Regions from separate parts of the Homo sapiens genome. Here region 1 is linked to region 2. A link is a loop called in an ENCODE intact Hi-C map of the cell type or tissue named here. Cell type or tissue: dorsolateral prefrontal cortex. All regions are shown on one strand. Links, peaks and the distances in the headings refer to the core of each region. The heading gives the core; the rest is flanking DNA. Region 1 holds the start of LOC101928937 (a long non-coding RNA gene). Region 2 overlaps ANKS1B (ankyrin repeat and sterile alpha motif domain containing 1B).

What was found. Peaks named below come from ENCODE experiments on the same cell type or tissue, not always from the same donor. Only the 100,000 strongest peaks of a DNase experiment are listed, where the experiment ranks them.
Region 1: a loop joins it to region 2, with 4 times the contacts of the local background. A loop is called at or near these places in 1 of 110 quality-filtered maps.

What each region holds. Positions count from the first base shown.
Region 1 is chr12:99,090,185-99,095,573 of GRCh38, reverse strand. All of the region lies in intron 15 of ANKS1B (ankyrin repeat and sterile alpha motif domain containing 1B), which reads left to right. It overlaps LOC101928937 (a long non-coding RNA gene), which reads right to left and starts at 2,215. Exons shown (of 5, transcript NR_110095.1): 1 at 1,954-2,215. In dorsolateral prefrontal cortex, for the core only: no CTCF peak of the experiment used is centred there; no DNase peak of the experiment used is centred there; H3K27ac peaks cover 2,936 bases.
Region 2 is chr12:99,151,727-99,157,115 of GRCh38, reverse strand. ANKS1B (ankyrin repeat and sterile alpha motif domain containing 1B) reads left to right here. Exons shown (of 27, transcript NM_001352186.2): 15 at 2,721-2,827. Among named protein-coding and RNA genes, the nearest start is that of GARIN6, 490 kb to the left of the region's middle. RefSeq lists an enhancer at 1,996-2,495. In dorsolateral prefrontal cortex, for the core only: no CTCF peak of the experiment used is centred there; a DNase peak (open chromatin) is centred at 2,295; H3K4me3 peaks cover 4,240 bases; H3K27ac peaks cover 4,097 bases.

The sequences.
Region 1 (5,389 bases), core at 267-5,266, 62 kb after region 2:
TTTTTATGCAGAACTAACCCTTCCATGGCCTATCCTTGCCTGCCTCCAGGTATCCAATGGAGATATCTATCATTGGAGGTCCAAGGACTGTGGGCCCATCGCTGTCACCTTCTCTGAACTGTTTAGCCACTCATCCTGAGGAGAGTCCTTTCTTATGGGCACAGAAGGGTAGCAGGTGAATTTTTCCCTTTTCATTAGGAAAGCAAAAGCTTTTCCAGAAGTTCCCCAATGACAACTTCTGTCACATGTTCAACCATTGCTTTAAAGGGAAGCTGAGAACTTTAGCTTATCCAGCCTCTGCAGTGGGAGGTAGTGAGAGGGAAAGGACTCAGCCTCCCAGCAATGTCTGCCACGACCAAGAAACAGAATTGCTGGGTCCATGGAGTCTGAACATTTTCATTTTCGTAGGTACTGCTAAATCTTTATTCATAGTTGTATCCACATAGAACCTTTATCAAAGACTATTCTGATTTCATCCTTGTCATATGGCTTTTCTCTTTGATTCAAATAAAAGATGCATTTGGCTTGGAGACTTGACCCCCCCCCCAGTGAGACCCATTCCCATAGTCTCCCAAAAGGTCATATTTCATCACATTTCCTTTAGATTATTTATGTTTCTAGGCTGTTATTTCAATTTTGATTGTCGAGCTCAACTTCCATACCTCCCAATTTCTCCATCCATTCTCCACACCGAATCCAGAGTATATTTGAAGATGCAAATTAGTATATTTCCTTCAATGTTTCCCATTGCACTTGGAATACAATCAAAGTCCTTATCAGAGTCTGCAAGTCTCTGTATTGTCTTATTTCCTGCGTTTCTTTCCCAGGTCTTCGTCCCCCTCAGTCACTAAATTTTATTCTTAGTAGGCTTCTGTTTGTTCCTAAAACATGCCTCACCTTTTTCCTCACCTCAGTGCCTTTGCACCTGCTGTTATTTCTGCCTGGAATGTCCTTGTAACAGCTCTTCTCACAGTTAGGCTGCTCCTTCTAATCCCCTCAGGTCTTAATTACATGTCACTTTCTCAGAGAGACTTTCCTCACCAGTCTTTCTAACATAGATCTCCGTTGTTATTTATTTGTTTATTTTTTATTTTAGAACTCCATTGATTCCCTTTATGTCAGTTTTACTACCTGTGTGACCTTAGACTAATTATCAGCTTTTCTGTGCCTTCAATTCTTAGTCTATTATCTGTAAATAAGGATAATAATTGTATATACTAACATCAGAATTTATCATGAACAACAAACAAGACAAAGTGCTTAATAGTCCCTACTAATACAGTAAATACTTGGTATATAGTAAAACTTTGCTAAATAATTATTTATCTATTTTTTTATTCCACTGTTTCCCTTTTTCTCCACTAGACTGTAAATTCTAAAGGTAGAGGGACCTTGTCTGTCCTGATCTCATTGTATCTCACAACCACAGCCCAGTGCCTGGCACATAATAAATGCTCAAAAAATATTTATTGAACAAACAAATGCTGACTACATGAATGAATGACAATGCCTGCCTCAGTGGTAGCTCTGGACTGGACTCTGCCAGCTCATTTCCAGATTTCAGTGACCTCCTGTCTAAGGCAGCCAGATTAAGTGAATAAAAATACATGATGCCACTTAAATTTGAATTTCTGTATTTTATCAGGAAATTCTACTCCCTTCACCACTACCTTCACCCTTAAGAATAAACACTTCCTCTCATTTCCTCCCTCCCTTTCTCTTCCTCTTTGCTCCTTTCCTCTTGTTTGGCTATTTCTGAATGTAGTTCTCAGTGTCAAGAGACCCCATCATCCTTAAATCTGGGGATGTCTGTTCTTTGAAGACAACCATATCTTTGAAGAATTAACGAATCTCCTTTTTGACAGGTCTACACTTCTCAGAGGGCTAAATTATCCACCTTCACCATCACAGGCTCCTTAGCCTGGATAGCCTTCTCAGGAGACTGCAACTCACTCTCTTTTCTCTGGATTCAGAATACATGCAGTGTGGGACACAAATGTCCTTAGCTTGTCCCCAGACATCCTCTGCTTTCGTTCATTTGTAGACACCCTCCTTCTTAAATCTGGCTTTGATACAGACCTAAAAGAAAAACACCCAAATACGATGTTGGCCCTGAGAACTTCATTTTCCCAGTTGACCAGTCAGGTCGTTTGACAAGGCACTGCAGAAGAGCTGAATCTCTCACAACAACCTAATGCCATGCTGATACTTCCTGCCTCACAGCAGGAAACATGGCAAGTTAGTTAGTGCTTTAGCCACAAACACCTTGGGTCACTTTGATTAACATGTTTGGTTCTGGAATACACTAAGGTAGTTTAGAAGGAGAACTAACCAGTTGACCTTTCAGAAGATAAATAATTTATGTGAAATTCAATGTGTTGGAGAAACTCTGGCAGTCACTCCCTATGGTCTGTAAATATAGATGTAAGCTTGTGTGTGTGAAAATAGGGTCATGGGAGTAACTTCTTGGTAACGTTACATATCTATGGACCGGAATCTCCATCCAGAAAATGTCCCCTACTAAACATTTGGTTCTTTTTATGTAGTGAAGGAAGCATCAGCATCAGAGTCTGACCAAATAAAACACAGATCCCAGATCCATCCTATACTTATCTTGTGAACTTGACTCCATAGTGTCACATCTCTGAGACTCAGTTTCCTCCTCTATAAGATGAAAATAATACCACCTATGTTACAAGAGTGCTGTAAGGTTTATAAATAAGGTGGGTGAAGTACCTGCTACACAGTGAATGTAATGGCTGGTAATCTTTTTAGGTACTTCTTTCTGCGTCATTATATGTGGCTGTGTTGGGAATACCCAGGAGCAAATTCTTTTTGCTTCTCCTGCAGAGGAGCCCTTCCTTTTGGAGCTCTGCATCAGCATCTACAGTGACAGGGCATTTGCAAGAGCTTGATGAACGTACAAGGGCGCCATGTTCCCTGCCTGTTCGGAGCAAGGTGTCCAAACTCACCTAACCCTGTCTCACTTTTCTCTTGTGAGGCACTGGGAAACGTTCAGCATATTAGACAGAAGAACAACACTCAGATATCTGCCAAGATTATGTACAGCCTACCCAAGGAAGTTTTTTTTTTTTTTTTTTTTCAGCTTCACAGCTTGTGATTACAAAAGGACACAGGACAGCTGCTAACTGTTTTCCTTTCATCTCCGCTTCTGGCACGTTCTTCTTCAGATAGCTCTCCTGCAACACTTGGTCTGTACCACAGTGGGAGCTAAAAGAGTAGGACAGAGGTGCCACCCCAACCCCAGCCGCACCCCCTGCTCAGACTCAGCTGCTGGGAAAGACCATTTAAAGCATTTAATATCCTCCCTACCTCTCTGGGGATGGTGTCAACCCAGTGAGACACCACACTTCAAAAGAGAAGTTGAAGCTTTGTGGGTAGTTAGGGAACGTTTAGACTAGAAACTAGAAACCCCCCAGGTCCCTGCCAAGCCTGATTCCAGGATTCAGTGAACAGAAAGGACTGGAGCAAAGCAGGGAAGATTAGGCCAGACAGCTCTCCAAGTTCTCTTCCATAGAGAGGGTTCATTGTTGCTTCGGTACTGTGAAATCAAACATAAATGCATTGGAACACTCGCTTTCAAATGTGAATTTCAGATGACTCTGAAGTAAAAATATAAATGGTGTGGATCTAACCATGTTTTTTTAACTCAACCTTTTATCTCCTGCATGATTCCTGCTAGAGGTAGTATAGGGTAAGTCTTGAGAAAGTCTCCTATCAGCTATGGGAACAAGCTACCTACCTCATAGGAGTTATTGTGAGAATTAAATAAAGTAATATATGGAAGGTATTTAGAACAGTGCCTGACACAGTAAGTGTGCTATTTACTTTACACTAATGAACACCAACTGCTATCAGTGTGAAAGTTGAAGGAAGACAGTAGGTATTCATCAGCTTTATATTTATACAGATATATGCATCTGGAGAGAAGTAAGAGCATACAAAAAAGTTTTGTTCACATCAACTTTTCTTCTTACTTGAAGGAGCTCTGGGTTAGCATCCTTAAAAATGAAGAATAGGCTCCTTCTCTCATAGCTATAAAATTTTTGACCAAAGGCAGTACAAATTACTGTATAAATTATTTTGCACTCTTTTACAAATACACATAATTCTAAAACCTACATGAACACATCTCAAGTGAATTACATTTATAATTTATGATATCACCAAATCCTGCTCGATACTTTAACAAATAAATACCTGGTTACTTAAATTCCTTCTCTTTCTCTGTAGCTTGACAACAGATGTTTCAAAGGGGAATTGGGTTTCAAAAATAAAGAGGAAAAAATCGGTGACAGAAAATTCATTGTAATCATGGTAGCTGTTAAATATATAATGCTAAACTATATCTTAACCTTAAGATATAATTTATTAAAATACACAGCTTGCACATATAAGATGATGTCTTATTGGTCAGTGATGTAATATTTTTTGAATCAATAGTCCACATAGTCTGAAGAATCCAGAAAGCTTTCTTCATAAGCTAAAAACATGAAAATTTACTTAAGTTGTATGCAAGAAATTTTATTGCGGTAGACAGAATATGTTTAAATGGAGGATTAGGGTAGAGGGATTTTTTAGTGTACTATAGAATTTTCTTCCACTGCCATTTCATTAATGTGAGAGAGGAAGTTAAAGTTGGAAGAAGCACATCATCCATTATCTGATCAGTTATAGTCACCCGTGTTTCTATATGATAAGCTAAATAAAGCTTTGTTCCAACACTGACAGAGGAATAATAAATCTGGTATTTAGCACAATAACCATTATCATAATCATGCAGAGAAGACATGCATTGGGTTTACTTGTAAATTGATATCAAATTGACTCAAAGCTTTTATAGAAGCAGAGAGGTAGCATTGTTATTCCAAGAAAATTATGTACAGTTTCATGCTACCATGCTATTTATGTTATAAAAGGCTAAATATTAAAAGCAAACTAAAGTACATGTTTTTCTATGTGTAAGTTTGTAAGATCTTGCTGTCATTCTATTATACAGTGATTCTATTTTAAATATTTAAGGTCACATAAATTGTGGAGAAGAATCTAATTTAGCTAATTATAGAGCAAAAACAAGTTTCCCCAATCAACAGTATCATCTTGATTTTTTTAGTCTTGGACTGGATGAAGGAAGAGAATAAATAACATTATCCAACTCAAGTTTATATTAAGAATAAGCCAGTTCCCTGTGGTCCTTAAATATATTTTCCTAACATTTTCTACAATATATAATATGAAGGAAAGCTTGCTAAATGAATAAGATATCGTATTAAGTTTAAAAAACTACAAGAAATTTTAAATGCAGAGTTTGGAGAGACAGAGCCATCAGTACAGATATTTTTGAGATGTTTTTGGTAAATAGCTGTTT
Region 2 (5,389 bases), core at 289-5,288:
TATTAAAAGATCCAGGACCAATCAGCAACAAAATATAATCAAGTACTATGCAGTCCACCCAGGGCTGCTTATTCAAAAAGTGGATGAGGATGATGAGCTAAAAGACAGACATGAAAAAATCTGTTTAAAAAACAAGTTATCTTATTTTAAATAAATAATTTAGAGACTTGGGATAGAGTTAAAACTTTTTTTAAATTTGAAAATAGAATTTTTTGTACTTTGGATCATGAAATTACATTATTTTGTTTAGCAGGTATGTACTGAATCTTTACTATGTGAAATATTAGCAAAGCATATTGCCTGCTTTCAAAAAATAAGTCAGACACAAACAACTAAAATTGAAGGCAGAAAATATCTGTTACAATAGAGGGTCTAAAAATGCCATTTAAGACAGAGAAGAAAGAGATTTATTCGTGGTAGAGAAGATTAGAAGAGGTTTCATAATGGAAATAGCAACTGATTCAAAGCCAACAAATGGACAGAAATGTGGGGACATAATAAAACCAACCAAAGCCCATTATGGGCTGCCTTTAGAGACCAGCAAGTAATCCTGCCTGTCTGGGGCAGTGGAAAAGTGGAAATAAAGTTAGATGAACTGCAGTCAATCATGAAGACCCCAAAATGTCATCAGAGGAGTTGGGAGTTGATTTTGAAGACAACAGAAAACCACAGAAGGGTTTTGAGACAGGGAGTAGTAATCAAAACTGTGTCTTAAAGGGATTATTCTGACACCATGCATAAAATTGATTTTTTAAATATTAGAGGTAGAAAGATCAATATAGAAGTCGTTGTTTCACTAGGCTAGGTGGGCCTGAACTATGAGAACAAAATCAATGTAGGTGGCAGTTCTGTAAACTTAAAACAGGAAATAGAATCAAGGGAATGGATCACACTGGGAAGAGGGATGATAGAATTTGGGGACTGATTTCAGTAGTGAAAGAGGAGTAGAAGATGTTTTGAGGTTTAATGTCTGTGTGCCAGGAAAGTTGACAATGCCCTTAAAAAGAGAAAGGAAACAGAGAAAGATGAGGTTTGAGGAAAAAAGAAAAGCGATGTTTCATTTATTCAATAAATTTGTATTAGGCACTTACTATGTGCCAGGCGGCTGCTCTGGGGGGATGAGAGAGTTATCTTTAAATTTTAAAGCTCTTTATGTGGAAGAGGCACTGTTCTCAATCTGTGCTTCTCCGAAGGCAGAGCTGGAGCAGTGAGTAGAAGCAAGGTAGGAAGTGAAATATCTTTCTAATAAATTGAGGCTTCGTGAGAAGTAGTAAGAGCTCTGTTACAGGCAGTATTCAAGTAGAAGTTGGAAGATATTCCTCTAGGAACATTTTAGCCAGGGATGCCTACGTTAGGAAGAAGGTTAGACTAACCTTTCTGCAAGTTCTCTCCCAATCTTAAGAGTCTGTTTCTTCTGATGATCTAGTCCTGTGGGTTCTATTCTTAATCCCTGGTTTCTCCCAATTATTAAATAAATTACTCAGTCTATCTGCCATTCAGTAAAACTCACACATTTACATCTGTTATTCTTGAATTATTTTGGGTTAGGGCTCATCTTCTTTATTAAAAAAAAAATCTATCCAGTTAATGTTACCTTTATAGCTAATTTAGAATGGTAACCCTGGTAGATTGGGTTATAAATATCAGAGGGGAAAAAGGATTTCTTGTGCCTAATAATACTTTTGTTTGGAAGAAACCATGCAAACAAGAAATAAATTATCTTGACTTCAAGATTGCGATGCAGTTTCTGTATTTTGCAGTATTTCAAAAAAGAAAAAAATATATATCTCGGAGAGGCTTATTTTGCTATAGCATGGTAAAGAAACAGAATAATTATTCTCCAAACACTGCAAAGCTTCAGATCAGAAACGTTTATCTGTGCTCCATTTAAAAAGGAAGAAGAAAAGACAGGAAAGAAAGGAAAAGGAGAAAGGGAACCTGTCGTGAGCTCTGTTATAAGCTATAGTTCAAGCTTCGCATTTCCTGGTGTCTTTTGAAACGTAAAATTCCACAACAAATAGCTCTGTAACGTATAACCAGTATGAAGATTCAATTCAGATTTAAGCACTTTGGTTTGCTTTTGAATCTTGCTATTTTCTGCATTTGTTTTGACTGCTCTCATCATTCAAGATTGACGCTTGGATGGGTGTGTAGGAGGAAGCAGCAGCAGCAGGCTTACAGCTTGCAGACAAAAAAAATCTGCCTTATCTGATGGCTATTATTGAAAATGCGAGGTGTAGCCTGGGCTGGGTAATGAAGGGGAGCGAGCGAGGGGGAGCAAGGAGCATGGAGCTGCATACTGATGAGTGTAGGAGTACTTGATAAAAAAGAATTCTGGCTGCCGGCCGTGCATTGCTCATTGTGGAGTACTCCAACAATCACATAGAACGCAGACCAGCCCAAGCTGACAGCTTGATATGCCTTCTTCTGCTGCCTGGTTTTGGGGGCTGTATGACGTACTGGTCGGTAGTAAAGATTAATATGTAAGAAATGTGGAGCTAGGATCAAGTCATACTCCACAGCCTGCCTGGCAAACTATGTTTTACTTCTGACTTTGCTCTCTCGCTGAGAACATTAATCTGTCAAGCTGGCGGGCTCCTTTGATAGCAACTTTCCCAGGGGCATGATGTGGCAATGCCACCTCTCAGCCCAGGACTACCGCTATTACCCCGTGGACGGCTACTCCCTGCTTAAACGCTTCCCTCTTCATCCTCTTACAGGACCCAGATGCCCTGTCCAAACAGTGGGACAATGGTTGGAAAGCATTGGGCTACCTCAGTACGAGAACCACCTGATGGCTAATGGATTTGACAATGTGCAGTTTATGGTAAGAAGCTCTCTGTGTCCACGGAGCTGCCTTTTGTCTGTCTTTGCTTCTTATGTGTCTTACATGGCTCAGAGGCAGCCTGATTTGCACCAAAACTGGTCAGATTTATATATGTAACTGCATTGGAAAATTGGATGCCCTTAGGACTGAACTTGCTGTGTACATATAGACTCTTGCTAAAAAATGAGATCTGTATGTATCCATATACATATGTGTTATATGAATGAACTGGTGAGAGTGCTATTTATAGGCAGTGAAAGAAGATTAATATTGATATTCTCCCTGTCATTCTTGGTATGATTTTTTAAATAAATTTGTAATCTTAGAATACTCGGATTATATCACTCTTCAGCTAATTCTTGATTCTTATATTATTTCACTTGAGCATCAGCATTTAGTGGTTAATGAGACAATTTGTTGTGTTTATGGTGTGAAGATCATTTCTTTTCCTGATAATTGTTCAATAAGCAGTTTAAATCATGTGGACAACCTTCAGTTCATTAGCAAACTGCTTCAGATGGTCAATTATGGAGAGCGTTTACTTCCACTTGCTGATTGAAGAGCGATGAAGTATTGTTTATTACTTTAGGTGGAAAATAAACACTTTGGTCATTTAGCTGTCAATATTTAGAAAGAAAGGTTGGTGGAGTAAGTATAGTCATGTACTTCTGAATTCTGGTCTACATGCAATCTAAACCTGGCATGTGCTAACTTTCCACCGTTTTGCATATAGGTGAGGAAGGAGGATGGGGAACTGTGCAAACCGACAATTCAGCTTTCTAATCATTCCCATACCTCCCCCAGTGCTCATCAGTTCCCCTTGTTAAGCTACGTCACAGCTCTATTACCTTTCCTTGCTTTTAAGTACCCATCACACATATCACTGATCCCTAAGTTTAGAGAGACCTACATAACACAGGCATGTAACACACAAATGACTTGTGGAAATAAGTAATAGCCCTGCCTAAATACAGTAATAGGGCTGACACCTGCAGCTTACTAGTACCAGAAATGATAACACAATAGTGACAGCTGATTAGATTTTTTAATTTCTATCTTAGATTATTTTTCTCTGAGGTTGACTTGAATATTATAGATTTGAAGATTATTAACATTATTCAACTTCTGCTCCTTCTCCAAAAGTATGTATGCCCAAGAGTTTTTAAAAATAAAAAAGACATAAATATAGTAAGATATATGAGCTCTAAGTAATTGCATGCACAGAATGCTTTATGAGTGATTTGTTGGTTTTTTTATACTGATATATGCAGCTACTGTTATTTTTCTTGTGTTTATCAAGTACTGTCACTGGTTATATAGACAAGATATTTGGGTATTGAAATGGAAAAAAGTGAAAGTTCTTCAATTGCTATGAAAGTCTTAGAACACTGGGCAGATTTAGGACAGACTTAGGACACTAAACAGATGGCATTAAGAATTAGAAGAACTATCAAACAGAATTGAAGTCTTTTTTTATTATTTATGTTTACTGTACATTTCAATATCTTAATTATTTCTCCCTATGTCTACTTGAAATAAGGGTTTCTCATTCCCAACCCTGAAACCCTTGTCCAAATTTATTCTGGTCCCATGAGAAGTTAGGTCTTTGGATTTCCTGGATCATTTGGCCAAGCTGAAAGACTTTAATTCAGCTTATTTTTCCTCTGAATGTTAAACACTTATGAGCAAATATAATACCTTTTTGAAAGCCTCGAACTGAAAGGTTAATCAAACAGGTTTCAAATAAGCATTCAAAGAGAGATCGTAAAAATTATTCATGAATGAATCATGTATAAGCACTTCAAAATTTATATGGAAGGCAAAATCCTGGATATACATGATGTAACCAAGGTCTAATCATAGATTATATTCTTTACTTGTTTAATTCAAAGTATTTGGTATAATTTTCTAGAAAATAAGAAAATATTATTAACTTAGATGGGCCAATCAAATACTTTCTTCATGAGACAGAATTATCTTTTAAAAAAACTTTGAATTGCCATTTAGAGGAGTTAATTAATTATGAAAATGAAGCAAATCATGAAGTGGTATAATCAATTAGTGCTTTACATGCTGTTATACACCATTTATTTGCTACTAGTATCATAAGCGATTAATTTCTACCTTTATAAAAATTATTTATTGATCTACATAATCTAATTTATGTAATTGCAAACTTAGTTAAACACATGAATATGATTGGCTTGCTCTAAGAAACATATTTCTTTAATGTGGTGAAAAATCTGTTAGACTTGCTTAGTCTCCACTCAGTATCATATTCTAGCTTTTGTTTTTCTTGAAGCACATTCTGACCTGCATTTATTCCTCCTGTTGCCTAAGCAACAAGCACCACACTCCTATTAACTATGATGTAGTGCATGTCTTATTAGTGTTTTTGAACAAGACAGTAGAAATCAAAAGGGTATAATTAATGTTGGTTGAAACATCATAGTGCATCCATGCATAGATGTACTTTATTTAGGAAATATTTTCAGGAGTTAATTTTTTATTCAATCAAGAATCCATTAATGAATGTGCATTTAAAGTGTCCATATAAGTCAC